Linked DNA regions of Homo sapiens: region 1 is linked to region 2. Evidence: chromatin loops called from intact Hi-C (ENCODE). Cell type or tissue: heart left ventricle. All regions are shown on one strand. Each heading gives the region's core, and the rest is flanking DNA. Links, peaks and the distances in the headings are about the cores only.

What was found. Peaks named below come from ENCODE experiments on the same cell type or tissue, not always from the same donor. Only the 100,000 strongest peaks of a DNase experiment are listed, where the experiment ranks them.
Region 1: it touches region 2 in a loop (4-fold over the local background); 19 of 110 quality-filtered maps call a loop at or near these places.

Annotation. Positions count from the first base shown.
Region 1 is chr9:2,808,026-2,824,333 of GRCh38, reverse strand. PUM3 (pumilio RNA binding family member 3) reads left to right here. Exons shown (of 18, transcript NM_014878.5): 12 at 500-553; 13 at 4,236-4,316; 14 at 11,972-12,114; 15 at 12,751-12,973; 16 at 13,903-13,990. Among named protein-coding and RNA genes, the nearest start is that of PUM3, 28 kb to the left of the region's middle. RefSeq lists enhancers at 12,346-13,219, 14,971-15,846. In heart left ventricle, for the core only: no CTCF peak of the experiment used is centred there; no DNase peak of the experiment used is centred there; H3K27ac peaks cover 2,930 bases.
Region 2 is chr9:2,125,905-2,142,212 of GRCh38, reverse strand. All of the region lies in intron 27 of SMARCA2 (SWI/SNF related BAF chromatin remodeling complex subunit ATPase 2), which reads right to left. Among named protein-coding and RNA genes, the nearest start is that of SMARCA2, 120 kb to the right of the region's middle. RefSeq lists a silencer at 6,155-6,422. In heart left ventricle, for the core only: a CTCF peak has its summit at 9,533; no DNase peak of the experiment used is centred there.

The DNA.
Region 1 (16,308 bases), core at 3,691-11,690, 680 kb before region 2:
GTTATGTACTTGAGGGAAAAGGTAAAGATCCTTATTAATCACAGAAGTTTAACAGAAATTATCATTATTTCCTTGGTCAGCATAATTCTGCCTTTAAAAGATAGTTGTACTATATCTACTTTTTTTAATGCAAATTTAATTTTATTCAACAAATGCAGATGAGTACTAACTGTTTGCTAGACTCTGCATTTGAGGACAGTTTAGACCTTGGAAGAAGGATCTGTCTGGTCTCACTGTGAAAGGTGGCTTGCAAACCCTAACCCTAACCCTAACCCTAACCCTAACCCTATCACATACACATCTAAGCTTGTAATAGCTCTAAGCCAACTTCTTTGGTATATTACAGTTTTTTTGTTCTGGCTGTATAACTATTATTTTTACTAATGAAAACATATGCCACTCAAATGAAAACTTAATAAATATTATATTAAAATGTTTAACTACAAAATACCCTTAATACATAACTGAAAATTCAGTGAGACAATCTTTCCTTTTTAAGGACAGGAAAGTGATTGTGAAAACAATGAAGACTTATGTTGAAAAGGTGGCTAATGTAAGTATAATAAAACTACATATTCTAATTATTTTTGATAGTAAGATGAATTCATGTCTATTATAGAAAATTTGGAAAAATTCAGAAAATTACCAAGCAGAAAATTATTGTTTTATTATATTTTTCTTTGCATCTACATGTATTTTCATATTTTATCTACACAAAATGGAAATCATGTCACATGCATTCTTTTCTCCTTTTTTAATTTAACATTGTATTGTGATAGTTCTCTACTTTTATTAGATATTCTTTGAAAACCTGATATTTACTAGCTTTTTTGGTGAATTTGTCCAGTCATGTTAATTAAATATGGGAATTACTGCCTGGATACAGTATGTACATATTTTAGTCTCTGGGTAAATGATGCCAGATTGCACTTCAGAAACTTGATAGTAGTTTTCCTTATGACCAAAACCATAAAAGAAATTAAAATGTATCTTTTTTTTAAGAATAAATTTGCAGTGTGGTTATGGAAATTTTTAGTTGTTAAATTTTATAGCTCTTTAGAAATGCAGTAACAATTTTCCTAATGAAATTCATAGGTACAAAAGTTTTTTCTGGGGGATTTGTTGCTTCAAAAATAGTGTTTATATGTTTTTAGTTATTAAATAATTTTTCATGCTGTTGCTATGGTGTACTGTAACTAGAATATATGTAGTGAATACAATTTTAATTTTTGAGTTATACTTTATATATTTGATGGATAACAAATTTCTAATTTATTGATGAACTAAAATTATGTAGTAATCAACTACTTTATCCTTTGAAAACATCCAGTGAGAACTACTAGCATCTGGGGAATACTTCAACTTGTTTGAAATACTAAATCAAACAAGTTAAAATTAATGCTGTGTGATTGTGTACTTGACTATTGTCTTCTGTTGGGCTAGAAATTAGAAGAATTCAGAAGGCAGCTAACGTTCCTATAATAAAGTGAAATATGGAATTCTCATATTTTTTATAATTCATAATTCAATATTCATATATATTTCATAATTCATAATTATAATATGAATTATAATGTTATATATTATATAACATTATATTATTATGTTATAAATATAAATATAATTCATAATTATAATTCATAATTCAATATTAAGTAAATTTTTTTGCGTGACATTCTAATTTGAATACCTTACATTAAAATGAGTAAAAACTAGAATGTTAATAGAAAATTCACAAAGGTATTAAGAGTATAACATTTTAAAATAATAAAATTATATTGTTTTAGTTCTACAGTTTGTTTATGTCAGGTAATTTAACACTAAGTACATATCTTTTTAAATCTCGAAGAGTTACTTCTAAAGGGGTGATAAGCTAACGTTACCCATGGATTTGATCCATGGATTATTTGGAATTATTAATTTCCAAATATTGGGGGTTTCTGGATATATTCTATATTCTTTTGTTCCTTTTAAATTTACTGAGACCTGTTTTATGGCCTAACATATGGTCTAAGTATTTTGAAAATAATATATTGTAGAGTTGTTTGGTGGGGTATTCTATATTTGTCAATTAGATCAAAGTAGTTGACAGTGTTCATACCATCAGTGTTTTTACTGACTTATTATTTTCTAGTTCTATCAGTTGCTGAGAGAAACATGTTAAAATTTCCAACTATACTTGTGGATTTGTCTGTTTCTCACTTACATTCAATTCTGTACCACCTTCTGTTGTATTCACCTAGAAATATTTTATGCTTGGTTATGCTTATGTGTGTCCGAGTTAAGAGAACTGAAACCAGTGATTTTGTACTAGGCACGTTGTTCTATATTTTGTCTCCTTCACTTAATTCATATTATGGGTCATTTTATTTCAATATACATACATCTGTCTACCTCACTTTTCTTAGTGACTGTAATATTTCATCGTGTGCCTATACCATAATTTATTTAACCAGTCCCCACTGTTGGGCATTTTGGTAGTTTCTAGAGTTTTTAAAATTACAATTAGTACCCCAGTGAATATATTCATATGTAAGTCTTTGTACTTACATGGAAACACGTCTGCAAGATAAATCCCTAGAACTAGAATCACTGGATCAGCTCATACCTGCATTTTAAATTTGTATAGGTGTTGTCAATTGCTCTTCAAAGAAGTTGAACCACTTTACATTCTCATCAACATAAAAGCGTGCCTGCTTTTCCCTAAACCTTTGATAAATTAGTCTATTGTCAGAGGTTTTCACCATCACCCATAGGATAAATGGCATTTCATTGTTTTAATTATTGTCCTTAATTAGTTCATAAAGCATTATTTCATACATTTAAAGACATTTGTACTTCTGTTTTAGTGTGATCTGACTCTTCATGTTCTTTTTTTTTTTTTTTTTTTGAGACAGAGTCTTGCTCTGTCGCCCAGGCTGGAGTGCCGTGGCGCGATCTGGGCTCACTGCAAGCTCCGCCTCCCAGGTTCACGCCATTCTCCTGCCTCAGCCTCCTGAGTAGCTGGGACTACAGGCGCCCACCACCATGCCCAGCTAATGTTTTGTATTAGTAGTAGAGATGGGGTTTCACCCTGTTAGCCAGGATGGTCTCGATCTCCTGACCTCGTGATCCACCAGCCTCAGCTTTCCAAAGTGCTGGGATTACAGGCGTGAGCTACCGCACCTGGCTTTGCCCATTTTTAGTTGGTTGTTGGTCTTTGTATAGTAAGACCTTTGTTGTTTGTCTTCAGTTTGTCTTTTTGACTTTACAGTTAGCAACTTCGTTATTGTTTCTAATTGAAATTGTATTATCTGTGATATTTATCAGATCTGGCTCTGAATGATTGTGGGCTATTATCAAAAATCAAATTCCTATCAGAGTTTGAAACAATTATATCAACATCCAGGATACTCATGCCACAAGCTCTGGAAACAGGTTTTTGTTTTCTTTTGTTTTTGTTCTTAACATAAAGTAGGTGTTCTTTAAATGTTTGGAACAGTATTAGCATCATGGAAATAATTTTATTTCAAAAGATGAGTGTTGTGAAAGCCACATGTGTATTTCTGTGATCTCATGCAGCTATACTTTTTTTAAAGTAATGATTTTTATATCATTCTCATTCAGTGTATAATTATACTCTTCTAGTTTATTTTTTCATATTTATATTCTAATTTTGTGAGATCACTTTAAAGAAATTGAGCAATATAGAAAAGAAAATTAAAAATCATTTGTATAACCCAGAGATGACTATTACAATGCCTTGCCTTCCAGGATTTTCTGTGTACATGTATTATGTATATCGTGTGTGTGTGTGTATGTGTGTAAAATTGTATGAGTTTATATTTTCTTTTTCATGATTGGAGTATCATATATGTGTTTATATATGTAGGTTTTTTGAAGTTAATCTTATAACTTGAACTTTTAAGTATAATTTTCAAGTAGCTATTCATTAACAGTAACCTATGTAAATAGGTATTAGTTTTAGACTATTTGGTAATGAATAATGTGCTTTAAAAAAAAATCAACCTTACCTCTAGAATATAATTAATGAGGTCGTGATAAGAGAGGAAGTTCATTAAAATGGCTTTTATTCATCTTGTTATGTTAGACAAGTTGTCAATGTAGGTAATCTTTTTTTTTTTTTTTTTTTGAGCGGAGTCTCGCTCTACCTTTATGAAGATATTCCATGTGTGAAATAAGAGGGAAGATCTATGCACTTGTTTTTAACCTTTGCTGGCTTCCAATTCTTGCAGGGCCAATACTCCCATTTGGTTTTACTGGCGGCATTTGATTGTATTGATGATACTAAGCTTGTGAAGCAGATAATCATATCAGTAAGTAATCCTGATGGTCTTGAATTTAAGTTACATCGATAAACCAGTTGTGGATGTGTAAGCTTGATTTCACCATGCATGTGTAAAGACTTGCAGCTGTGCCTTCTATCAGTATTTTTGCTTACTTTTAAGTTAATTATGTTTTATTTTGGAGGTTTGTTTTATTCCTGTGTAAATCTTAACCTTGTAACTTGATATTAATACTGTTTTAAATATTTAAGACTGGTCAAATTAAGATTTAACACTTTTATTTTGGATTAGGATAACATGGTACTTTAGAACATACGTGATTCTAAACTATGGAAAATTAGCAAAGTGATATTTAGATATGATCAGAAACTAGCATAGTAATTCCTTAGTTATTCCAGAACTCAAATACAAGCAGAGAGTATCTGTGACCTATTAAATTATCTCTCTCCCTGTGGAGAAATAATTACCTCTGCACAGTTACCCAGTTAATCAATGCATCTGTGCTGGATTGAGCTGATGGAGAAGAGAAATGTACAAAACTCACTCAGTTGTGATGCTTCTTAGAGCTTTTGTAGGGTCAGATTAAAAGTTATTACTAAAATTAAAACTCTAGCTTCCTTTTGACATTTCAGAAATTCCTTCTAGTCCAGTGTAGTGGCCATAAAGTGGTAATACTTGAATGTAGTGTATTTATCGCTAACGTTGCCTTCAGAAAAACCAATTGTCCTCTTAGGGGAAGTACTCCAAAGTAAAAATTGCATTCTAAACTATGTGTTTTCTTCATTCTGCATCAATAGTCTCTTTTTCTGATTCTACAATTGTCTTTTCTTTTGTTTTTAGTGTATGAGTGGTGTTGAGTATATGGTAGAGGTTGCAGCAGGGTGGGGATAAGAAAATACTAGTTTGATAGTAGTGACCAAACTTGGAAACGTCTGGAAAACCACATAATCTGTATAGACATAGGTTATTCATCTGAAAATTACACAAGCCTTTCTGTTTGATATACATAAATGGGACCCTTGGAGAAATCTTAGTGATGACATGTGGTACTTTCACATCTGCAAGAAAGAAGAATATGATGATTCAAAAAGAGAATTTACCTGTTGTCAGGTGGTGGTGTTGTGGTCTCTCTTTGTAGCCTCCTGGGATCAGTAGAGCTGAGTGTAGTAGAAAAAGTATACCAGCTAGTGGAGGGGAAGATTGTTTTCTTAGATGCCAGCCGTAGGTCCCAGTGTGTGTGAATTTCTCATGCCCTTGCTGTCATTTTCCAACTTTACCCTTGACTGTTTTAAGATTGTGATGACTTTCTTTGGGATAGGATTGTGGGAAGAAACAAGTTGGCAAGACTTTCATGTTACAAACTGAGTATTTTGACATGTTCCTTGTGACTTTATTACCCTTTTGACTCCAATCAATAATGATTGTTTTTCATTCTTGTGACAGAGATGTGAGGCCATAGAATTGGCTGATGAATAAAGTTGTTTCACAGAAATGGAAACAGGCTGGGATATTGAAAGTTTGCTTTTGTTTAATATTTTCACGACAACTAAAATGTGCATAGCTGTTCCAAATGGATTTCAAGAGAAACCAAATTTCCTTCATGATTTGCCAGAATTGTCTGTTAATTTTTTTCCAAAGATGTATGCCACTTAAAGTTGCTGTTGAAAAAGTTTTAATTCCTTATGCTTATCACTTTGATTCCCACAACTGCTTAACCCACATTCTTAACGACTTTCTCATACTTAGGGCAGCTTTCCCTGAATGGCCTGATTTGCCGATCTCTTTCCTGTAACTGACAAACGTTCAACAGGTTCTGTGTATTATTAAACTGTGTAGCTCGTGATAAAATTCTGGAATGCTAATTGCCCTTGGATTTTTCCCATCACTCATCCACCACAAAAACAGTTGCAGTATGCAGTGCTTTTTAAAAATAACCAGGAAAGCTTAGTGTTGCTAAGCACTCTGTTCAGGGCACCAGACTTCCCAAAATGTCAGGTTGAAATCACAGCCTGGTCAGCTGAGCTCTTCGCCTTTCAAAATGGATACGAGCTCTTTCTTACTACTTTCCTAAATAAACATAAAGTTTCATCCAGTTTACCTTTGCAGTCAATTGATATGCAGACGGTTTGACAGCAATGGTCGCTGGAAAGTAAATAAGTATACTAGCCAATTGCTGTTTGAGGGTGAATAAATATTGATGCATATTTTTAAAGCCATTGTCTTTAAAATATACAGAAAGGTATGAATAATACAGTGAACATCCAGCCTCCCACCACCTGACATGAAATAAAACTTGACAAATACAGTTCAAGTTTAAGCCCTTTGTGTACCCATCCCTGATATCCTATCATCGCCCCATATCTACTATGATAAATTTGGTATTTATTATTCATCTGCATTTCCTTATCCTTTCACTATATGTGGACATTTTTTATTTTGTAAAACATGTATCTAATTTTATTTTACATGTTTGCAAGTTCTGTATAAATGATGTCTTACATGTATTTTTCTGCATCTTGCTTTTTTTCTTTTCTCATGTTTGTGAGATTTATTGTCAGGGGTCAGCAAGCCTTTTTATAAAGGGCCAGTTAATAATTATTTTAGCCTTTGTGGGGTATATATGGTCCTATCATGTATTCTTGTGCATTTTGTTTTTGTTTTTTAAAACCCTTTTGAAATGTAAAAACCATTATTAGCTTGCAAGATGGACAAAAACAGGCTATAGGCTGAATTTGACCAATGGGCCATAGTTTACCCATCCCTATTCTAAATCATTTATTTTTCACTGCCAAATAGTATTCTATTACATGTGACTATACTGCGATTTATTTTCTGTTTTCCTGGTGATGGATGTTTAGGTTGTTTACAATTTTAAAAACTAACTTTAATTCTTAATTTTTGCTAATCCAAATCCTTGAACATTCTTGTGTATATTTCCTTGGGTACATGTTAAGTTTCTCTAAGGCACTTAGCAGAATTGCTGGGCTGCCAAATTTGCTGCATGTATGTTTATATAGAGAGTCACGTGTTCCTATTTCCCACTCAGCCACTACGAAACCATTGCATTACGCAGTGCTTTTAAAAATAGCCAAGAAAGCTTAGTGTGTTGCTAAGCATTCCATTTAGAGTAACTAGATTTCCCAAAATGTCAAGTTGAAATCATAGCCCGATAATCACTGCTTGTTTTCTGTTAAGACTAAGCTCTAGTGTAATCAGCAGATAGTGATCTTCTAGTCAGATGTGGTCTCCCCACCCACTCAACTACTATAGTCTTTTTCTTTGCCATCCTTTCCTTGAGCAGTTAATCATGATCTCACCCAGGGCTCACAAACCTGCAAACCTTCATTGACCAGATAGGTAAATGAGTGGCCAGGCCAGGTGTGAGACAAGGAGATGTGGGAGGGACTGTAGGAAATGGCGAGAGCACACACCCTCTGCAAGGTGGTGGGCACCATTCAGCTCCAGTCCCTGGCAGTGTGAGCTCCATGGCGATAGATCTTCACATTTGTTTTCTTTTTAATTGAGGTAAACTACATATAACAAAATTTAGCATGTTAACCATTTTGAAGGATACAGTTAAGTAGTATTAAATATGCTCATTGTTAGGCAATCTCCAGGACTTTTTTTATTTTGCAAAACTGAATGAAGCAGCGTACCCACTAAACTAGACCTTCCAGTTTTTTTAGTGCAGCTGAAAAGGTAGACTTTTGGAAACAGTCACCCTGTTTTCAGAACAAAATACTTGGGAAGCTGCCTGATGATCTAACCTGCCCTCTATATTTCTGTTATCCATTAGTTAAATCTCTTAGTTTTAACTTTTTATTAACTCTCTTCCCTCTTCACTAGCTTTTAGGTTCTATGCAGTAGTCTGCATTTCTTTTTGTCCCCATAGCAAACTACCGTAAGAGTGGACACCACAGGCTCAGTCTTCAGCACCATGGATGGGTTGATTTTTACATTTCTACCCTCAACCAAAAACGCACACGCCTTAACCCTACTTCATGTGTGTATCTTTATTTTGACTTTTACCCTTCCTCTTTAAAAGCGCATTGGCAAAACAGGAGTGCCAAGGTATCTAGCTGGAGTTCAGCGCAAGGCAGTCAGAACTGGCCAAAGATGTCTTCAGAAGGGAAGTCTTTTGTAATTCCCATGCTTTCTTTGTTTACATGCCTACTTTAGAGCTTAAGAAGAAATTACAATAAATGGGCCTTTGTGAATTTTCTGTAAGTTAACTCTTGTTAGGAGTAAGCCAAGCCAAAACCTTTTGAATTAAACAATTTTTGGTATTCTTTCTCTTGAGGGTAAAAACTCATGACTCAGCTAGCTTTATTTAATCTCCATAGTTAAGGAGGCTATACATATTGAAAGGTATGTTTTTAATATGAAATAATTATTTTATGGCAGCTTTCACTTTGCAGTGTGACTTTTTCTGATTTGCTCCTGGTAGTAGCCCATGAGTTAGGCAGGTGTATCATTTCCTTTTAAATGTAAGGGAATTAATATGCAAAGAGTTTAATGGATTTGCCAAAGGCTACACAGCTTGAACTTAAGACCCCGGAGATTAAATTCTGCACAAAATCAACTATGCCTTAGCTGTCTCTTACCTATTTATACATGTTACTGGAATTGTTAGTACACACCATGTGATAATCTAGAACTTCCTCCCCATTTTCTCTGTAACCCAAGTTAAAGAGAAATGGAGTAGTACTCTTTCAAAGGTGTATGTTTTTGATGGTAGGGGAAAGCTGTAACGAGGGTGAGCTGGGGAAGGATTAAATGATACTACATTTTTTTTGCTGATCAATAAGGTGGGTTGAAAAAATGATACTACATTTTGAAGAAATGTTTTTTAGTTTTTTGTAAAATTGTTATTTATAAACATGCATTCTTTTAAAAGCCTTAATTAAATACGAATTTAGATTCTAAATTCCTTAATTACAAACCAAAAGGGAGTAAAGTTCAATGAATTTGGGGACTGGTCTGAGTAGTATTTAAGCACAGGTTTTATGCATATCATGAAGTCCCAGTTTCTCATTTTATAAAACCATTTCTGCCCAAGCCATATGTGTTGGATTAGTCCCTAAGCATGGAAGCTGTGGAGAAAGCTCAGTGTATTGAGGAATACATTGCCGGCTTCATGCCTCCTCCCTATACCAAGGAAAAAAATGTTAACTAAAAGTGTAGAGTAGCCATTATAGTTGTTCACTACATACTGCCCAGTTTTTTTGTTTTGTTTTGGTTTTGTTCTCAAAAAAACAAATTTTTAAAGGTGTTATATTTCAGAGTCATTTTGTTAAGGGCAGCGAAATTTTGTTTTTGTTTTTGTTTTTGTTTTTTAAACTGTAGAAATTGGCCCAGGCTATGTATTATTCTCACCTCTTTCTTTCAACAAATTAACAAAATATATAACAAAGCATTTGTCCTCTCTTATGTGTTGGTTAAAGCTTAATATAGGTACCTAAAGGTACACTAAAGGCACACTCAAGGTATGCCATATTTGGGGCACTAAACACTTCATTATCAGCAACACATAGATTGGCCTGGTGTGGTGGCTCATGCCTATAATCCCAGCAGTTTGGGAGGCTGAGGTGGGTGGATCACCTAAGGTTAGGAGTTCGAGACCAGCCTGGCCAACATGGCGAAACCCCATCTCTACTAAAAATACAAAAATAAGCTGGGTGTCATAGTGCAGCCTATAGTCCCAGCTACTCCGGAGGCTGAGGCAGGAGAATTGCTTGAACCCAGGAGGCAGAGATGGCAGCGAGCCAAGATCACGCCACTGCACTCCAGCCTGGGCAACAGAGTGAGATTCCGTCTCAAAAAAAAAAAAAAATAGTTGGAGTTCACTTTGGAGCTTGTTTTCCTTGAGAGAGTTCCCTGCCTTGTAACAAGTTCTGTATGCTTTTTGTGTGTTTTCCCGTTTGTTACTGAAATTTTAAGTTCATTTTCCCTGAGTGGTTGTAATTAGTTATTCATTTTGAGGTGGTTAGACCTATTGAATTTTCAGCTCTCTGAAAACTTTTATGTGTTACATGGGAATCTTTATACTGTGATCTTAAACTTCAGAAGTAGTTAGGAGAGCATAATGGGGATTGGACTGGTAGAAACAGGACATAGTGGTCAGAAGATTACGTTAGATGATCAGTGTGCAGCTCTCAGTAGTGCTTGACTCCTAGTAAGCACTTAACGAGTGTTAGCTACTGTTATCAGAAGCATGCTATACTTTTGTGCAAAAAATGAGGGAAGGTTGAGATTTTAAAAAGAGAAACATGGTGTTTGGAACCTGGAGCAGCATCATCAGCCATAGGATCATGATGCAGTGAGATTCACGGTCCCATCGTTGATGGCTGACTTGATTTTGAGCTTGGTTCCTCACACTAAAATTACTAATCTCATCATAATAAATAGGCCCTTTTAAGAAGAGCAGATCTGAATATATCATCTCAGAGAGAATTCCCTTCCTTAAGAGGAGGTTTTATGTTTTCTTTGAAAGAGACTAGATTTGGAGTTGGAGGACCAGGACACTGCCACTGTGAGTCCCCTGGCAGATCCTTTCCTCTTTCTGGATGCCTCATCTGTAAACCTGGCCAGTTGGACAGAACTCTTTCCGAGGCCCAGCCAGTTCTGAAGAATATGGGGTGCTCAAACATGCATTGAATATTTATAAAGTTTGTTACAAGAAATAGGAGTGTTAGAGGTGGGGAAATAAATTGATGACTCTTCTGTTGCATCTTCTCTATTAAGAATAAAGGAATTTTTAAAAATTTTCAAGTGACTTTTCTATCTTTGAAAACAGCAGATTTACACAGGAGTTTAGTTAGGGTGGGGATGACGTTGCTTTTGTCCCTTAAATTCGAACAACTAGAAAAGGAGGTTACTGTTCTTGGGTATGTTGATTGGAAATGTCATATAGTGTAATTTGTAACTGCTTAGTCGAGGCTTTCTGGATTTGGTTTCCCCTCCTCTTCTGTTTTTGTTTTTCATTGCGGTAGCTAAACAGCCTTCATTTGCCATGAATAAGCAACCTAACTTTAAAAGCCTTTATCCACTTGTTCGATTTAACAGAGTTTCTTTATCTCCTTTCACATACATCTCAGCAGGGAAATTCTAATAGAAGTGTTCTTCATTCATGCCGGTGCTACATTTAAATGCAGCTGCAAGTTAACTGCCTCTACTCAGTGACCTCAGCAAGTGATGTCCCTAGTAATAGTGGCCCAAGAAATACTGGCCATAATGAATGAAGATAACACCTTTAAATATTTTTTAAGTCCTTGGGCTTGGTCAGTTAATACAAATGAGTTGTTCAGTAATGCTAGTCACAAAAGAGAATTGATTCTGTGTTCTAAATGTAAATCTCTGTGTGCTTTAATGACACAATTTCAGAACTAGCTCCACATTTTCCATGAAGTACGCTGGGAAAAATAGTAGTTAAGTATGTATTCTTCACCATTGAAATTCTAGGCATACTTTATTTTAAGAATGTAGATATCAATTCATTTTTTTGTTGTTGTTTATAATTTTATAGGACATTGTGCTCACTTTGGCAGCACATATACTATAATTTTATAGGAAATTATCAGTTCCTTGCTTAGCATAGTAAATGGCAAATATGGAAGAAAGGTCCTGTGGTACTTTGTTTTGAGAATGCAGATATTGATTCTTTTTTTTTGTTTATAATTTTATAGGAAATTATCAGTTCATTGCCTAGCATAGTAAATGACAAATATGGAAGGAAGGTCCTATTGTACTTACTAAGCCCCAGAGATCCTGCACATACAGTACGAGAAATCATTGAAGTTCTGCAAAAAGGAGATGGAAATGCACACAGGTAAAACCAAGTAGAATGGCTTGACTTCTTTATTCCTCTGTTAATGTTGAGTAGTGCATTCTTCCAGAAGTCCACTTACCCATCCATACCCTCTCTAAAACTGCTGAAAAGGTGAATTCCATTTTCAAGCCTATATTTTTGACAGATTCTAAAGTTTTTATCTTGACAAGGAAATAAAAGTGTCGTGCCAAAAGAACACCTGAGCACCTGGCACATAGTAGGCATTCAAGTGCGTGGTTTGGCTTTTATTTTGCTTTATTTTCAAAGCTACCGATACCACATATTTGAGTACCCTAGAGTATGGTGTCCATACAGCAGTGTAAATGTGTTGTTTTCTGGGTATGTTATTTGGTTTTTGGATTTTTTTTTTTTTTTTTTTGGTATTACACAAGTCAGACTCCCTTTATTGAGCCCTTGTTCTGTGCCAGGCACTATTCAGATCGTGGGACACAAACATTTTTAAAAACAGAACACATACTCGTATCACTTATTGTCTACATGCTTAACAGAAAGATAGACAATAATAATAGAGTGCGATACAGTCTGTGATAAGCTCTTAGAGGTTTTTGTGATAATATCACCACATTTCCTTTGCGATTTATCTTACCTTAATACCCCGTTCAACATACTCAACAGTAAGAAAGATACAGAGGTCCGCAGACGGGAGCTCCTAGAATCCATTTCTCCAGCTTTGTTAAGCTACCTGCAAGAACACGCCCAAGAAGTGGTGCTAGATAAGTCTGCGTGTGTGTTGGTGTCTGACATTCTGGGATCTGCCACTGGAGACGTTCAGCCTACCATGAATGCCATCGCCAGCTTGGCAGCAACAGGACTGCATCCTGGTGGCAAGGACGGAGAGGTAATGTGCCATTAAAGCACAGGCAGGAAAGCTGCAAAGGCCACAAAAACTTCGTTTTTGGACGATGTGGGGTGTCAGTAAGAAAGCTGGGGAGGGAGATACCTGTTGAATAAACAACCAAGAACCTCTCACAGCAGCAATTACATTCATCTTTAATTTTCTCTAACCATCTGGGTCAAAGCCTGGTACTTGGGAATGTTTTACAGATGTGAATTTGCTTATGAATGAAATCATTGCCAAGTATTGAGTGCCCAAGGTGCTTCTGACACCTGCGATTGGGGAAGAGAAGTGGGCCATGGATCTTAGAGAAGCCCTGGCTCCTGACCATATTAACAAATGGGAAAGATGAATGTACCTTGAAAGTTTCTCTATAAGGAGACTGAGCCGGTTGCCTCCCATACTTGCTAAGGAGTAGCCCAAATAACTGGGAACGCTTGGTATTGCTCTTGAAGAGGAGTAAGGTTGAGCTGAAAAGATGCTTTCTTGATTCGCTCATCAGATAATCCCCTTCGGTGGTCATGTGTACTTAAACAGCATGCAGCATTGGGTTTTGATGTTTGTGCTATAGTGTTCTGTCCTGTAGGTTTATTTGTGTCTGAGAATGACATATTTCAATCCAAGACGTGATTAGCATTAAGATGAGCCTTGTGCTGCTACTGTTCAGAGCAGATTAAATGAAGCGGAGACTGAAGCGCTGTGCCGTGGCTGTGTTATCTGGCATAACTGTCTTTCAGTCTGGGGATCAGAATAGATCTGTGGTCCCCCCAAGTATGATGGTTGTCCTAGATAAAGACCTCTTAAGCCTGTGGAACTTTAAAAGTGGCTGAGTCCTTATCTGTATGTGGTGGCATAAATAGTATGTATTCATTCAAATGTATTTGTATGAATGAAAACAACTTTTAAAATTAACTGTTCTTGACCCTTCATAGCTTCACATTGCAGAACATCCTGCAGGACATCTAGTTCTGAAGTGGTTAATAGAGCAAGATAAAAAGATGAAAGAAAATGGGAGAGAAGGTAGGCTATGAAATTTGACCTTTTCTTGTATCTCATGTGGAATTCCAGTAATTCCTGGCATCCCTGAACTTTATACCAGCCATTTAAGCTCAAATGAAGTTTGCCAAGTGTCTAGAAATGGTGTCTGTGAATAAGAAATGATTCAGTGGTTGCTGGTAATGCTTTTTCCCCTAGAAATATTTGTGCCTGAGAACTCTTTTAATTTTCTTTTTTCCAAACCCCCCCCGCCAGCCCCCCCCACCGCCCCCTCACTCTCTCTGTTTTCCTTCCTGTGCTGCTGCAGGCTTCTAACCTGGCTTGGTCAATGCCTTAAAATGCCATTCTAATGAGGATGGTGAGAGGGGGTAGGGGGCCCCAATTGTTGAGTATCATTACCTCAGTAGAAAGGCATGACATTTATCTCTATGTTTGAAGAAAGAATAAGCAGAAGAAGATTATCCTCGTAAGAGAGTTTTGGACTAGTGCCTGTTTATTTGGCATTGAAATACATGTGACCAAAGAGTAAGCCAGTCTTTGGCGCTTTCTGGTTTTTTGTAAGCCTTACAGCTGCTCTGTAGAAACTCAGCTCTCTAGAGAAGGACAGCATTAGCATTTGCATGCCATTCCCCTCTCAGTCCTATCTCCAACCAGACCTTCACTTACAAAATCCAAATTCCATCTGGTATTTAAACCACTGGAGAGATTTTTTTCCCCTACTGAGTTAAAACAGTTTGGGCTTTTCATTACAATGTCTGGAAAAAAGTGACAGATCATGAATTCATGTCTTGCGGCAAGTGGCAGCTCTGATGGCTAGTGTGGCAATCAGTATAGCAGTAGAGCTGTCACTTCTCACCTTACCTTTAAGAATGGGGACCTGGGGCTATTTTTCACTAAATTTTTTTGTAAAAGAGAAGCCTTGTGATAAATATTAAAGAAAAAAATAACATATGGAATAATCTTTTTCATTATTAAAAAGTTGATGTATAGTTGAGTTTATGCCAGAAAAGTAGTCTGGCTTAATGTCCAGTGGTTTTTCTCCCTCTTAATTAAAATGTGCTGAGAACCCTAAAATCTGCCAGTTTGGGTCTGATGTGTTTGTCTTGTCGTATTCAGCACCAAATGAGTTTGTCCTCCTGCACGTCTAGCTGTTTTGATTCTCTTTTACTGGATAGTAGCCACCTTAAAACTTAGTAGTTTTCAAAACAATGACTTGATCAGGGTCTGGTGGAGCCTGCCCCTCTATGCTCAGAGTCAGAGTCATCTAGGGCTGCTCGGTTTGTGGTTGGAGTGTCCACTTTTCGCTTAGCTCACTCACATGGCTGGCAAGTGAGTACTGACTGTTGGCTGGGGACCAACAGCCTCAGTTTCCCTTTCTAGGCTGCTTGGGCTCCTTCACGAGATGGTGGTTGCTTTTTTAAGAGTGAGCATCCCAAGAGGACAAAGTAAATGCGTGGCACTTCCATGATTTATCCTTAGCAGTCATTTAATGCCACTTTCATCATACTGTCTTGGTCAAGTCAATCACAGAGGCCCACTGTGATTCAAAAGAAGACATGGATTCCCCCTATAGATGGGGGAGTGGCTGCATTCTAGAAGAGCACACAGGACAGGAGATATTATTGTGGTCAGCTTTGGAAAACAATTTGCCTCACTAGCTGAACTCTGTCCCTCTTTAGCAGGTACCATGAAAGGCTGAATAGCCATAGGCCTCTTGGCTTTTAAAGAGTCCTTACATTCAGGTATCTTTGAATGAATTATATAGTACATGCTACCTGACTATGATGTTTGCCTTCAAGATAGGTTGTCCCTACCTCCATCTGCACTAAATCTTAGCTATCAGAATTTCTCCTTTGTCCAAGCATTAATTGCAAAGTGAAAAAGATAATACCACGACCTTGGGAATCAAATACTAGAATAACGGGAGAAAAATGGTATTTTTGATTTGTGAGTATGTAAGCGTTGTAAAGAGAAATGCCAAGTTTAAGCTAGAACAGTCATTTATCAACCACTGTTGAACACGTGAACACTGTGTTATGTTCATGGCACCTTGTGAGTGAGCATTTCTCCATGAGGAAGAACTTGATTTCAACCAAGCATGAGGTGCTACTGTGAAACATTTATTTCCTGAATAGCTTTCAGGTCAAAGTTAAATCATTAAATAATACAAAGAAGTGCAGACATAACCAAGTGAGTGTTTTATTAGAATTCATAGTTTATCTTGAGTAATTACTGCTAAACATAGCTTAGGTTTTGGATCAGAGTTAAAAGAAATGGCTCTTTTAGAAATGCATTAGATAAACCTGCACTGGAATTTTTTGTGTTAAAAGGGAGATTGGGTG
Region 2 (16,308 bases), core at 5,411-13,410:
AAAGATTGTCCAGTGTCACCCAAGACGAGGAGCAGTGAAGACCAACACCCACTAGCCCAAAGGTAGAGCATCTGCAACTTGACTGATGGAGCTAAGGGCCCTACCTTCTCGAGAAACAGAGACAACCAAGGAGAGGGAAACTAACCTGTAGGTCCTAACTGCTTGGCAGAAGGAAGTCCACTAAGGGGCCCCTACTGTAGGAGCAGCCAGGTTAACAGCCTTCACGGGCAGGTCTCATCACCTGCCCCCAGGAGGCTGTCTTCAATTCTGCGTAAGTCCTCCCCGGGCCAGCTAGACCACCTGTTGCTGATCTGACGCGCTCCTGCACCTTTTCAAGAAGAGGCCAGAATTCACAAGCCAGGAGATCAGCTCAGTGGGCAAAGGGGCTGTAAACCAAAATGTGATTGACTTTCACTAAACTCCCATAGTCCTATAGTTTTTTTTAACATATTGAAGAGGCACATCTATGCACAGACTTGCATAGATGGCTTGGATGATTACTGCTCAAGGGAGGGCCACACAACTACATAGTGAATAAAAATAGGCCAGAGAAATGGGGCAAAATGAAGATCTTTGTTCTCAGTTTGCCCTACTCCAGCCCCACCTCTTTAAACTGCCTTTATTTTAACTAGTAACTACACAATCTTCTTATTTTAGCTTTGAGAGTTAAAAGGCTTGAAGACGTTCAATGCTACAGGCTATTAAATAAAATTTATAGGATGCCATTGGTGCCATTACCTTGTGCCATTACATTATGCACAGACTTGCATAGATGTGCATCTTCAATATATGAAAGAAGGTAAAACTCTACATTCAACATTCACTAAACAAATACACCTGTCATTAACTAAATGCGAAATCCAAAAACCATACTCCCTACCTGTGAGGCTTAGTTCCTCACCTGCAGAATGGGAGAAATAATACCTACTCCAAATCTTTAAAGGAATTAAAAGGTGCTGTCTATTTATAGCTTCCAGTCTAGCACTGGCCAATACAGGGAAAGGAGGAGATAGTAGATATACTGAGAGAAAGGGTCTAATTTGGCTCAGGAAAAGTCCTGAAAATCCTATGGGAATAAATTTGGATTAAGAATTCTCTCCCCTGGGGAGAGGAATGGCATGACACTTGCCAACTTGGTGGCAGTAAGAAAGCATTGACTACATGAGAGGTGACAGGTCACTTAAAAAGAGAAGGGTTCAGCCTGTGAAATACCAAAGGCCGGTTCAGAGAGGAAGCAAAAATCACTGCGCCAGTGTGAGAATGCAGGTCTCCATGTATCCCTTAATGGCCCTTAAAAAAAAAAGTCCTCTGGCACCAAGTGCCCAGTACAGCAAGGTGTCCTCAACCAAATGGAAAGACATGCACATTACCACTAACGGGCAGGGGCTCGGTGTGCATCATGGGTTAGGATTTACTGAAGCTACTACAAAAGAGCTGAGCCTCACAACAGGTTAAAAATAATTCTGAATGTAATGGCACCAAAATAACTCTGTCCATGATTTTTCTTGGCTCCTTCTCCAACCTTGGATACCTGAAGGTCAATGAGATTATAGGTGATTCTAGTTTCTTTCTTCACTCTTCTGTATTTTTCATTAGCTTTTATGACAGGGAACTGGTTCCAAATAAATTCTACTTTACAGTTTACATAAAAACCCAAAGCTTCAGGCGTTTGGGGGTTGTGATTACAAAAATGCAGAAAGACAGAACAGAACAGTCAATCATCAGATACAATGGTGGCAAATAAAAATATATACCAGTGAACCCCTATGCTGGGCTTATTAATTCTCTTTGAGAACAAATGTTCATTTTGGTGATCTCCCTGGAATGCTGACACGGTAGTCTGCTGGACTTCACAATATCCTTCCCTGTGCCTTCAAATGATATACCATGACATCAGTGTATTGATATTTTAAAATTAAATGCAAATGAATATGGTCTTGAAAATTTGGAGAAAACTTGATATATTTCAATGAACAAATTGGATCCTGTTAGCATCTGTTATATATTCTTCTAGACAGTATGCAGGGGATTTAAAATGGGACCAGAGTAGGTGACTTCTTGATGAGAGTACTAGAAAACTCTTGGTCTTGGTCTATGCAGAACTGCTGAAGTCCCCAACTAATTTGCAAGGAAAGTAGCAAAACCGCCTTTGCAAATTACGACAGTAAGAGAAATCTGACATAGTTGACTCCATTTTGCTTCTGACTGCCAAGCTGTCCTTAGTCATTCCTGGGAATAGGTCAAGCTAACTTTGGGAGAAATTTAGTTTGTAGTTTAACCTTCATGCAAGGATGATAATAGCCCTTCCCAAAACTAAACAACCTTTGTAAAACTAATGAAAGCCCACAGGTTAGGATTATGAGAGGGGCCTGAATTCTGCTAAGATGTATGTAAGTGAAACAATAACCAGGTATTTTTCCCTGATGTTACAAGATTTGTGACTTCCCCAGTTACTCCTGTAGACAATATTACTATCGTAGAACCTAAGATTGGTGTCTTGAGATGTCTTTTCAGACTTCTGCATTTCTGACGACCAGCTGACTCCACCTGGAGTAGCGACTATATTGGGGGTAGTGATTATAAAAATGGAGAAAAATAGAACAAAACAGTCAATCATCAGATAAAATGGCAGCAAATAAAAATATATACCAGTAACCCCTATGCTGGACTTATTAATTCTCTTGCAGAACAAATGTTCATTTTAGTGATCTTCCTGGAATGTTGACACTCTAGCGTGCTGGACTTCACAATATCACACCAGTGTTGGTGACTCGACCAGTCTTGTGGCTCCCCAACCCAGAGGCTAACTTAGCACATGAGGACCATTTTCCACACTTCTATAACTGCATCCCAAACCAATCAGCATTCCCCATTCTCTACCCCCCTGCCCACCAGACAATCCTTGAAAAACCCAAACCTACAAGTCTTAGGGGAGACTGATTTGAGTACTAACTCCATCTCCCACATGGTGTGGCTGGCCTCACGTCAATTAAACTCTTTCTTTACCGCAATGCCACGGTCTCAGTGGCCTGGCTTTGTGCAGCCAGAAGGAAGACCTGTTGGGTGATTACAGTAAACCCCTGTGGCAAGCAGGTGCTCCCTTTACTGACTCCACCATGTTGGTGTCCTGTCCATCACATCCTGTCAGCACACAGGACTCATCTCAACTCTTCAGATGCTACAGGTGAGTCCCCAAAAGCTCTACACATTTGACCAGTTACTAAGCTACAGATATGCTAGGGAACCCTTAGTTGTCAAGCCTGCATTTTTGAAAGAAACTCCGGCTAAGAACAGGGAGAAAAATCTCTCACCCACACCCCTCTGAGTTTCAGTTCCTAAGAGCTGAGTTCTCGGAGATGGAGCCAGGCCAAGGCAAACCCACATGGTTCTTTCTAGGGCCGCCAAAGGCAAAGCTGGAGAATGACAGAGCAGGAGAGATGGTGCTCTCTTCCCTACCCCTTTCCCCATTTCATGACTCCAATGTAGAGACAGGGAAACTGAAGCTCTGAGACGTAAAGTGATTTATCCAAGATGTTGCAGAGCAAATCAGTGACAAATCTGCAAGCAGAACCCTGATCATCTGACACCTGAGCCCATCTTTCATAAGTTATCAGAGGCAGCTGTGGAAGAGAAGAACGGACTATGGGAAGCCTTGGTAAAGCTCAACTTTTGAGGATGATATTTAAAATAATCTTTGGAAAAAGGTTCTACAAAGGTCCAAGGGAAAGATATTCTTCAAAACAGCATGATATGTTAGGAATATGCTTTCCTAAGAGCATAGTGACCTTAAATACTTATTTCAATAGGAGTGACAGAACAAGAATCAAGTTTTGCCTCAAGGAAAGGGTCATGGTGTCATCCACAATTTTCCATGATTCTGACAATTCATTCTTTAACATAAAAGAAGGGAAGCCATCTAAAAGGCATATAGCATCACATTTTAAATACGGAAAACACACAAAACTAAAAATCCAATTAATACTTTTTGTCTTAATTTTAAGTTAGATGTATTTATCTGTTTTTTTTTTGTTGTTGTTGTTGTTTTTTGCTGAAGAAATTAGAAGGCTCAAGCTAGAAGACAGCTGTTATAAAATCAATGAGAATTTCTGAGAAATAGCTGGGTTGAAGCAATGCTTGTACTTTTTAATGCATATTTAAATCTTCATTAATATGTTCTGAAATTAGAATGGAGGCCTCAAATTCTTAAAGCTCAAAAGCACTGTTACATCAAAAATGTGTGCCTTTAGAATTATTTTAAGAAATCTTTACATGAAGTCACAGATCACTGGAATCTAACAGGAGAGAATGACAATTTCTACCTTGACTCATCTTAGTTACAAAAACATGATTCTACTGTCTTTGCCAAAAGGATATGGGGCTGCAACCAAATCCCTCCTAGCCCTCATTTCTGCCTAGTATATTCACTTATCCACACCTATTTAAAGAGTGCTTACCACGCATAAAGTCCTGCTGCAGGTACCAGGACATAGCAGTCAAGAAGACAGGCAAAGGCCCTGGCTTTCTCGGAGCTTTATACCAGTGGAGAGGAACAGTAAGATAACTTTTAGATAGTGGCAAATGCCATGAAGAAAGTTAACATAGGTGATATGACTTGTTGCCAGGGGCTATCTATTTCAGCTAGGTTGGCCAGGAAGGGTCTCTCTGGAAGGAGATCATTGGGACAAGGAGGAGACAGCCACATGAAGATCTGGGAGAAAGACTTCTAGAAGTGCCAAGGACTAGAAGGAGAGTTCAGTGGAGCAGCCACCCAGAGATGAAGGCAAGGAGGTGGGAATCCAGCACCAGGCAAAGGCCTGGTGATTGTGGCCTTATAGACCATGTTCAAGTGTTTAGATTTAATAACACTTACAATGGAAGGCCACTGGAGAACCTGATGCAGGAGTGGTCATCAGGGCCGATTTTTGGTAAGTTCCCACTGACCTCTCTGGGTAGCCACCTGAACTGTTGTGAACAAGGAGGAAAGGTATCCTCCAAAATGCCAAAAATCTGCAAATGTTACACACTCCAGATCCTTATTACTTTGGCACCTAAAGCCCTGAATCTTTCTTTTCTCAAAGGTGAATGAATGGGCCGTGCTGTACATTTTTTTCATTTTGGGCCAAGTAGGGTTGGTAGAAACCACACGAGCACTGGCGGTGTTAAGAAGGCTTGAGTCTCCTAGCAGTAGCCAGGAAGATAAACCCAGTTGCCTGCTGTGTCTGGAGGCCAGACTGCTTGGCCAAAGAGGCAGTGGCCCTTTCCTCCTCTGGGAGTTTGAGGATGGTGGAAGGGAAAATTGCAAATAACATCCAGAGGAATGACACTAAAATTCTAGCATTAAGTAAAATATGTGTTGTTTAAACTCTGATTTCCTGAACAGCTTAAACCCCTAAAAGTCAGAGCATCTCATGGTTTATTTTAATCTCTATCAATTTCCATCTGTGTCTACTTGGAGACCTGCTCTTGACAAGCTCTTCAAGGTGGCTAACTGTGCAATATTACCTCTATTAATAGTCTCTCTCAAACCTGGCTCCTAATTGCACTAATAAGGTGGGTCTGCCATGACTGTAAGGAATCCAAACAATACTGCTTTCCCCAGGCCAATCACAGTGTGTTGCTCAACCTAATCAATGTTTGACAAATGGATGTTGAATTGAATTTGCTTTTCAACAGTCTCCATAAATGTACTCACAGTACATTTATGTAAGATGAGAAAGCAGGGAATAGGCCAGGCACAGTGTTCACGCCTGTAATCCCAGCATTTTGGGAGGCTGAGGTGGGCAGATCACTTGAGGTCAGGAGTTCGAGACCAGATTGGCCAACATGGCAAAACCCCGTCTCTACCAATAATATAAAAATTAGCCAGGGGTGGTGGCACGTGCCTGTAATCCCAGCTACTCGGGAGGCTGAGGCACAAGAACTGTTTGAACCCGAGAAGCGCAGGTTGCAGTGAGCCAAGATCGTGCCACTGCACTCCAGCCGGGGCAACAGATTGAAACTGTATCTTAAAAAAAAAAAAAAAAAAAGAAGCAGGGGATAATTATTATTAAAAACCACAATAAAAAGTAAAAGTTGCCAGGCACGATGGCTCATGCCTGTAATCTCAGCACTTTGGGAGGCTGAGGCAGGCGGATCACGAGATCAGGAGTTCGAGACCAGCCTGGTCAATATGGTGAAACCCCATGTCTACTAAAAACACAAAAATTAGCCGGGCGTGGTGGCACTCGCCTGTAGTCCCAGCTACTCGGGAGACGGAGGCAGAAGAATTACTTGAACCTGGGAGGCGGAGGTAGCAATGAGCCAAGATTGCACCATTGCACTCCAACCTGGGCGACAGAGCAAAACTCTGTCTCAAAAAAAAAGTAAAAGTTGCTGGGTGCTGTGGCTCACACCTGTAATCCCAGCACTTTGGGAGGCCAAGGCAGGCAGATCACCTGAGGTCAGGAGTTCAAGACCAGGCTGACCAACATGGCGAAACCCCATCTCTACTAAAAATACAAAGAAGTAGCCAGGCATTGTGGCACACACCTTTAATCCCAGCTACTTGGGAGGCTGAAGTAGGATAATTGCTTGAACCCAGGAGGCAGAGGTTGCAGTGAGCCAAGATTGCACCACTGTACTCCATAATAGCTGCTTCAGGTGACTTTAGAGGTTACTGTTAGATAGATGGAAGGGATCCTGCAAATTAAAGATAATATAACTCAACGCATGTCTTAGTTCAGGCTGCCATAACAAAATACCATTAACTGGGTGACTGATGTGATGGTTAATTTTGGGTGTCAACTTGACTGGGCTAAGGGATGCCCAGATAGTTGGTAAAATATTATTTTGTGATGTGTCTGTAAGGTTGTTTCTGGAAGAGATTTGCATTTTAATCTACATACTGAGTAAAGAAGATTCACCCTCACCCACATAGGTAGGAATCATCCAATCCATTGAGGGCTGGACTTGAACAAAAAGGCAAAGGAAAGGGGAATTCCTTCTTTTCTTGAGCTGTGTCATCCATCTTCTCCTGCCCTCAGACACTGGAGCTCCTAGTTCTCAGGTCTTCGTAATCCAGGATTTATACCAGCAGTGGTCCCTGCTCTGGTTCTCAGTCCTTCAGACTTGGACTCAATTATACCATTGGCTTTCCTGGGTCTCCAACTTGCAGGTGGCATCTCATGGGATTTCTTGCACGAGTCAAGGCCCATAATATATCTCCTCTTATACATGGCTCCACATATCCCATTGGTTCTGTTTCTGTGGATAACCCTAATATAGCTTATAAATAACATACACTTATTTCTCAGTTTCGGAGGCTGGAAGTCTGAGGATAGGGTATAGCATGATTGGATTCTGTGAGAGCCCTCTTACAGCTTGCAGATTGCTGACCTCCTGTTGTAGAAAGACCTAGGGGGCTCTCTAGGGTCCCCTTTATAAGAGTACTAATTCCATTCATGAGGGCTCTCATGATATAATAACCTTCCAAAGGGCCCACCTCCTAATATCACATTGGGGGTTAGGATTTCAACATATCCATTTTGCAGGGACATAAACATCAGTCCATAACAACCCAGGAAGGTCAGGAGACCTGTCCAAGATCACATATTTATCTGGTAGCAGCGTCAGAACTCACATTCCAGGCTCCTGACTGCTAGCCCCATTGTTTTTCCTGCAGGCATGCAGGGTTACAGAGACAACCAGAGTAAAGACAGTTAATAGCCATGTGGGTATAGGTTGGCAGGCGGCTAGGTAGAAAGTCAGGGGAAAGAGAGTTAATAACCAAGTGAGTATAGGTTGGTGTACAGCTAGGGAGAAAACCAGGGTAAAGAGAGTTAATGGCCGAGCGAGTTTGGGTTGGTGTGCACCTAGGTAAAAACCAGGGTAAAGAGACTTAATGGCTGAATGAGTACAAGCTGGAGTGCTTGAGATGAATAAACCTGTGGTCCTGTAACATATTCAGCAAGTAAACATATTGTTCTCTTTTAATTCCATTAGTGAGTAAGCGAAAGGAGCTTCTTGATTCCCAATTTTACCTTTCTCTTGTCACCCCGAGTCTTGTCATCAAGACACAAAAGAGAACGTATTTTCTTCTTTTTCTATTATCCATTAGGTCTTCTTCGAAATAATTGGAAACTTTTTCTTAATAGCTAATACGTATTTCTGAGTCCTTCTTATATGCCAGATTCTATGTTACACACCTTTAATTCTCAGAATACCCTATCAAGTAGGTTCTATGATTTTCCCTGAGAGGAAAGCAAAGCTATGAGAGGTGACACAAGGTCCCCAAGGTCACACAGCTAATTAGATGGAACCGGAATCTGAACCTCTTGGTTCATCAGATTTCAAGGCATGTACTCTTAATCACTATCCTAAATTCTCCATATAGAGAGCCATCAAAAGTCACAGTTATTTTTCTGATGCTCACCCGAACCCTGAGGCATAATGATGATGAGGCCACCCTGCCCTGTCTCTGCTTCCTAAACTGTACTCTTCCCCACCTCCACCTCTTAATGAATAATTACATTTCTTTATTAAGAAAATTAATGAAGATTTTCTTCATGTAGACTTTTTTTTTTTTTTTAAATCCTGACACTGACTGAAACATGTAGCCTTATTGATTAAAAAAACTAAACAAAACAAAAACTGGCCAGGCGCGGTGGCTCATTCCTGTAACCACAACACTTTGCAGGGCTGAGGCAGGAGGATCACTTAGGGGCAGGAGTTCAAGACCAGCCTAGGCAATTGAGTGACATCCTGTCTGTACAAAAAAATACAAAAATTAGCTGGGTGTGGCGGTGCGTACCCGTAGTCTCAGCTACTCAAAAGGCTGAGGCAGGAAGACTGCTTGAGCCGAGGAGTTTGAGGCTGCAGTAAGCCTGGGTGACAGAGTGAGACCCTGTCTCTTAAAAAAATAAAGTAAAAAAGCAGAAAACGTCAAAAACCAAATCTTGATTCAGATAGACATATTCCTAAAATATTATTTCTAAAATATAATACAAATTCCTAAAATATTATTTCTCTGATTTCTCTGTAATAGTTTGCTCCATTAAAAGATAATGTGAAATTATTGGGGCTCCTTAGTATCTGTAGGCCAAATTCAGTTTCCCATGGTTACTTTCGATGAGTGAGTTTGATTTCAGAGCTGAATCCTGATTTCAGAGGACATAACTCAAGACCAGAAATTCCAAGCATCAAAGTTTTAAAAATCAAAACAATTCCCTCTCACTCCTCAACCTTTATTATTTATTTTAGTATATTTCCGTCAGACCTCTGAGGACTATTCTATTAAATTTATTCTCCCGAATTATATAAAATGGGAAATGTTAAGTCCAATGGGCTGTTAAAGCAATCTAGTCACTGGATTTCAGAAAAAAATAAAAATTATACAAAGTTCTTAAAATTATTTTATTACTATCAAGTATTTTTCCAAACAATTCACAACTGTTACCACTCTTAATTAGTTCAGTACTTCCACCCTAAAGTATTGAAGGACTTGGAATTTGGCAAAACCCAAATCTATTTTCTAGGGCCTTAGCTCTCCCTTGTGTATAAAAACGGAAATGCAGCTTGCTAGAAAATTTTGCCCCAGTAAATCTGATGACCCAATTTTAAAAGTTAAAATGCCATTTGATAAAAGAAAAAAGGGTCCATGTTTACAAAGCTTCTCACATCTTACAGAAAAAGCAAGAAAAGATTTTAAATGACAAAACAAATGCAGCCAAATATTACAAACATGATGCACATTATGCTTTAGAAAAAGGATCCCCCCCCACAAAAAAATCTTGCCAGTGTAAAATAAAATATTTTAGGGGAAAAGTACATCTACGAGAATCACTAATGCTGTCAGGAGAAACAGAGCTGAGTGATTCAAGCCCCTGTCTGTGATTTCAGGCTGGATCATACTTAATGCAGCCCAGAGGAGGCATTAGCTTGCTTGCAAGATCTCTAGGCAGAGAAAAATCCACAGCCCACCTCTTTACACCTGTGAGGAAATATTTTATTTATCATTGTGTATTTCCATAGAATTTCAAATGTCTTGTTCTTTAACCTTTCTTCGTATTTTCCCCAGTTTTTTGTGACTAATTCACCATGGATTTGTCTGCCTTTTCCTGTGTAGAGTTTAGCAGTTTGGCTTCCTGTGATGAGAGGCCAACTCAGAGAGCTTATTGCAGCTTGGTATTACATAGCTTTTTAAAGACACTAAATTCTCTTGAGATGTATCACATTTTACCTTACTGATTAGCACCTAGTATTATAAATGTCATTTTTTTTTCCTTTTTTTTTTTTTTTGAGATGGAGTTTTGCTCTGTCGCCAGGCTGCAGTGCAGTGGTGTGATCTTGGCTCACTGCGGGCTCCACCTCCAGGTTCAAGTGATTCTCCTGCCTCAGCCTCCCGAGTAGCTGGGATTACAGGCACCCGCCACCACGCCCAGCTAATTTTTGCATTTTTAGTAGAGACGGGGTTTCGCCATGCTGGCCTCGACCTCCCAAAGTGCTGGGATTACAGGCGTGAGCCACCGCACCCGGCCTCATTTTGTTTTTTCTACTTTGTTAAACTTTGGGAAGAAGAAAACCCCAAAATTATTTTAGTAGTCAGCAGACATGATGATGGGAACCCCATTTAGGCACGTTCACCATGGGAAGCTCAGGCTGTCACCTGGTGACAGACTGGTCAAGGAAAAGGAGGGTGTTCTGTCTTTCTGCAAAGTTCCTCTTGAAATTCTATGGCTTCTAAAACTTGCTGTTATCTATCGCCCAATTTAAAGATCTAAAGAAATAAGTCTCATCACCATCATTTCCGTAGCGTTTACTGGGGCCCAACTGCACAGGACATCACAAAACAAAGCGGTGTCTTCCCTCATCGCCAGGAGCTTATTCAGTATACCAAAAGAAGTGTCTACACATTCAGACATAAGGACCCCATAGTAGATATATGATGCCGTAAGAAAGGTAACAAGAGACAACAGCAAATAGGAGAAACTTTTTAAAATTACAAGACATTGTGAGACAAAGGCATACTACTCTCCAGCTGGCTGGTAATTGCATATTATCCAGAGCACATAAGCTAGAATGCATTCCAATTATCTTCCAGTGCTGTGGGGCAAAAATCACTCACGTAGCAATTAAATAAATTCAGGGATATCACTAAATGTTTTAAGGAAAGGAAGGATTCTGAAGTTGGCAGAAAGAGCAAAGGAACAGGAAGAATAGTAAAACAGGCATTCCAGAAACCACCCTCCAGCCCGCTTTTTGGCTCTGCAATCACCCCAATTTTGCACAGCCCCTGGCTCAATAATGATGACTGCCTTACGGTGCTAGAAACAGCACAGCCAGTGTACACAGGGCTGACATTAAACCGGAAAACCGTGGCCCACTGGGCTTGTCAGAATTTAGGTAGATGGAATGCCTGCTCTTACATATAAAGAAGCAAATATATGTTTCCAAGAAATTATCAAGATGGGCCATTTCTTGTGCATGCGCAATTATACATATATATATGTGTGTGTATATATATATGTATGTATGTATGTATATGTATAATTGCGCATGCAAATATATATATATGTAATCTGTAATATAGCACTGTTATCACCTTGGGCACACACCATAGGAAAGTTACAAAACTGTAATGGATGGAATATTTGTTAACCATGTTAATATTCTCTTTCACACTTTCTAAAAGAACCATCCCTTGTTCGGGAGAGTTACTCATTGCCTTGAGCAGAATTAGGATAAAGTTGGTATGCAGAGACAAAAATGACAACATCTTTGACTTCCAAAATAGGGTAGTGAATTCCCTTCACCACCTTTACGATCAAGAGCCAAACCTAGCGGACTGGGATTCTCATCTATCGCCTTAACCACTCGGCCACGACAAGGCCGAGGACCGGGATTCTCAGAATGGCACAAGAAGCCACAGCACATGGTGCTATCACTCGGGAACAGGAAGTTGCCACGTAACAGGAAGGCAAGGAGGAGAGCCTTCTTCCATGGAGGAAACAGGAGTCAAGAGGAAGAGAAGTAAGGTCAGGATTGAATATATTACTACCTATTATATAATAAAGAATCTGTCAGGCTGGGCATGGTGGCTCATGCCTGTAATCTCAACACTTTGGGAGACGGAAGCAGGTGGATCACTTGAGCTCAGGAGTTCAAGACCAGCCTGGCAAATGGGGCAAAACCCCGACTCTACAAAACGTACAATAATTAGCCGGGCATGGTGGCATGTACCTGTAGTCCTAGGTACTCAGGAGGCTGAGGTAGGAGGATTGCTTGAGTCTGGGAGGTCAAGGCTGCTGTGAGCCAAGATTACACCACTATACTCCAGCCTAGATAACAGAGTGAGATCCTGCCTCAAAAAAAAGAATTTGTCTGGTCTTTGTCCTGGGTTCCTGACATGGAGTTTCTATGTTTGACATCTCCGTAGTGACAGGAGTAACTTTGTTCTGATAATGAAGTGTCATGTGTGATAGGCCCCTAAACAGCTCCAGTGGGCACTGGTCACCAGAAAGACCAACCACATGACTACAGGGTTGGGGATGTGAGCCAGTCTGACCTCCAGGGAGGGCAGAGAGGCTGGGGAATGAGTTCAAGCATGTGGCCGACAATCTAATCAATCATGCCTATACATTGTGAAACCCCATTGAAAACTCTGGACATCAAGGCCCAGTAGCACTCCCTGGTTAGTGAACACACTGATGAGCTGGAGGACTGATGGACGCTGACTCCACGAGGAGCAGGCAGAGGAGCCCAGGTTTCCTCCCAGACTGCATGCTGTGCTTCCATTCATTTGGCTAGTCCCCTTTTTTCGAGATGGAGTCTCGCTGTGTCGCCCAGGCAGGAGTGCAATGGCACGATCTCGGCTCAATGTAACCTCTGCCTCCCGGGTTCAAGCGATTCCCCTGCCTCAGCCTCCCAAGCAGCTGGGACTACAGGCACGTGCCACCACGCCCGGCTAATTTTTTGTATTTTTAGTAGAGATGGGGTTTCACCGTGTTAGCCAGGATGGTCTCGATCTCCTGACCTCATGTTCCACCCGCCTCGCCCTCCCAAACTGCTGGGATTACAGGCATGAGCCACAGTGCCTGGCCTAGTTCTCTTGATTTGTATACTTCATAATCAATCCGAATCCGTTGCTAATGGCACTTGCCTGAGTTCTGTGAGTTGTTCTAGCAAATTATCAAGCCTAAAGGGTTCACGAGCCCCTGAATTTGTAGTCAGTCAAAAGTGTGGGGGGCCTCGGGACCCCCAAAGTGTGGCTGGTGTCTGAAGTCAGGGCAGTGTTGTTGGGGACTATGCACTTTAACTTATGGAGTCTGTGCTAAGTCTGGCTAGTTTGTGCCAGCACTGAATTGCAGCTGGGTTGAAATGCAATACTCCCCCTTCAGAATCCAAGCCTGGGGTGTTTGGAGGCAGAGACTGAGTGGAAAGGAAGATAATGAGGCACTAAAACTGCTAAAGGTGGATTTATTGGAAAGCTAATGAAGCTTAGGCTTTAGGCCTCTCACTCACAAGCTCCTTCCAAAGCTCTGGGAGGATCCCTCACTATGTGATCCCAAATACAGTTACATACTTTTATACAATTTGCAAACTTAAGACATTTTTGAATTGCTTTCTTTAAAAAGCTCCAGGACCCACCCAACCATCAGATTCTAGAAGCTTCAGGTTTGACAACCCCTGGTGCTGACTTAGCAACTGCTGAGGAAGGGGCCAGTTTCACTGCACCCTGCATCTTCTAGCACAGTGTGGAGAAATCAGTCAAGGAGAGTTTGCAGACTTCCAAACAGAACACAAAAGAGCTAAGAGCACCATGAGGCCAAAGAGGCCAGGGGTCTTATGAGATGTGAGAATGCAGGACAGCTTCTAACTAGTGCCTGTGGCCAGGCTCCAGATTTCAACAGCACATGTCATCAAGGTCTCTAAAAGAATGAGATGAAACCAGCTGCATGTAAAGACCTCCCAGGAAAGGAGCAGACCAGCAGCTATATGCTGAGATCAGTGGAGACCCATGGGGAGCAAGAGAACCAGGATGCTCGCCCCCAATGCCGTGCTTAAACACCACGTCTTTATCCAGATGCCATCTTGGAGAGGAGGATGGGATGGGAGCCCCCGGGGAAGAGAGAAACAGCCCAGAATGTGAATGTTGAACTGACTACCACAAAAAGATGACGTTAACTTGAGACCAGCTAACACTAAGGACATCTAAGTTTCCTCAGTGGAAATAGGAATTTCAAAACAATGTAAAATACCTTTAAAAAAAAAACTGAACTGTGTTTGAAATTGTGATCCTCCTGATTAAAAACAACATTATGAATGCAGAAAAAAATTCTAAATTCCACCAACTAAACAGATTCTCTAAAGGACACTGTAGGAATTTTTAGCATGCCATGATTACAAAATAAAACCTGTCTTCAATGAAACCAAAACACCACTGGCAAAGAAAGTGACCATAACACTTAAATTTAACCTAAGTGTGCTGAGGCAGGGATGGCTAAATATTCACCAAAATTTTGTTTTCCTGGGCTCACAGCCAGACCACATTTCCATCTCCTTTGCAGCTGGAGTGGCCACATAACCAAGTTCTAGCCAATGGAATTATAACCATTTAGGCAGGGCCCATTAGACTTCCATACCCACTACTCCATGTTGTTTTCCCCACTTCCAGCTCAAGTGGATGGAGATGACCAAGCCGGCAGAGGCTCTGTCAGCCTGGAGCCCTGAATGACCCTATGGAGAACAGCTGTCCTCACCAATCAGGTATACCTACCATGGACTTTCAGGGAAGGGAGAAATCAACTTCTGTTTATTTTTCTGGATAGGTCCATGGACAGGGCATGTTGAGGTCCATCTGTGGCAGCAGTGAACATTACCCACATCTATCTATACCCTTATCTGTCAATCCAGTGCTACTTTAATTTGGCAACTGATGGGCACTTAGTATTTGTACACAGAAGTCCTAAATTCTAACAAGATACAGAGCCAGCTTATCAACTAGTCAGGAAAGCAGGCAGGTTGGCAACTACCGAGAATACTAGGAAACTGTGACTGAAGGACAAGCAAAGAAATGTTAAGAGGACAATTAAAAGTGCAATTAATATTTATCTGTGAAGGTGCCACAGAGTGGGTAGCAACTGAATTGGGCCTTGAAGGAGGAGGAAAGTTCAAGAGAAAGAGGAAGGTAGAAAAGTTCAATCCAGACTGAACATGAGTTTGCAAACATTTTATCCATGGGGCTGTGATACTAAAGACAGAAAAAAATATTGTTCTCTTCACCCCAGGGAAAAGAATCAAGGCCTCTGAGGAGAAGCTACAAGGAAAGAAGATTCTATTCAAAGGGAGGAAGAACTATTAATCAGAGCTGACCACGAACTGGAGGGGCTACACAGACAAAAAGGTAGTTTTTCCTTCTAGGGGTGGCCAGCCTCCTGGCACAGAGATTGCAGAGAATGTGATTTAAGCAAGGGATGGGAAGCTGTTCCATTCAACTGCCTTGCAGCTCTGCGATGCTATGCATCTTGGATGTCTCTGCCAAGCAGGCTTTGTACAACATTGCCAGGAAAAAGAAGAATTATTTTAGCCCTGTTACAGCATTTCTTACACGACGGTCCTTGCCAAACTCCCTTTCAAGGCCATGTTGGCTGGGTTCATGCAATGTGTTAAATCATAAGCCAGTAGAGAACATCTCTTCACATCCAGGCCCATGAGAACCCCTTCAATATCATTTCATCATCAAAAAAGCTTAACAGGCTGATATTAAATAGGATTGCTGCTGGTGAACACCAAAGACAGGAAGCATCTACTTTGAATGCTTAGGCCATGGGGCATGTTGCATCCATTGCATGTCCTGATTAATAACAAGTTGCCAGTTTCATACCAAATACGGGCATGCAGTTTTCAAAAGATTAGATTACAAAAAGATACGTTACAATAAAGCTGTTTTGAGAACAGTTTCGTCCTTCTTGGATGACTTAGTATGTTGCATGGCATTTCAGAATTACAATTATAAAAACCAATTTTCACAGTGCAGTTTTGTAAAACAAACTAATTTTCCATTTTTAAATGTGCATGTTGTAGATAAAAGGAAGTTTACTAGATGCGCTAAAAAGAGAAATGCTCTCCTAACACTGCTGATAAGTTAGTCACTTTCCCTTTCCTCTTAAGGCTGTACTTTCATTTTCACAAACATTCACTGAGTCTCTATGCTAGGCACTGTGCTACTCATCAGGGATAGAAACTGAATGAAAAAGAGAAAACAAAACAGATATCTTAAACTGGAAAACTTCCTGAGATTCATAATGTTGTTTTTCTTCAGGGCAATTCCCA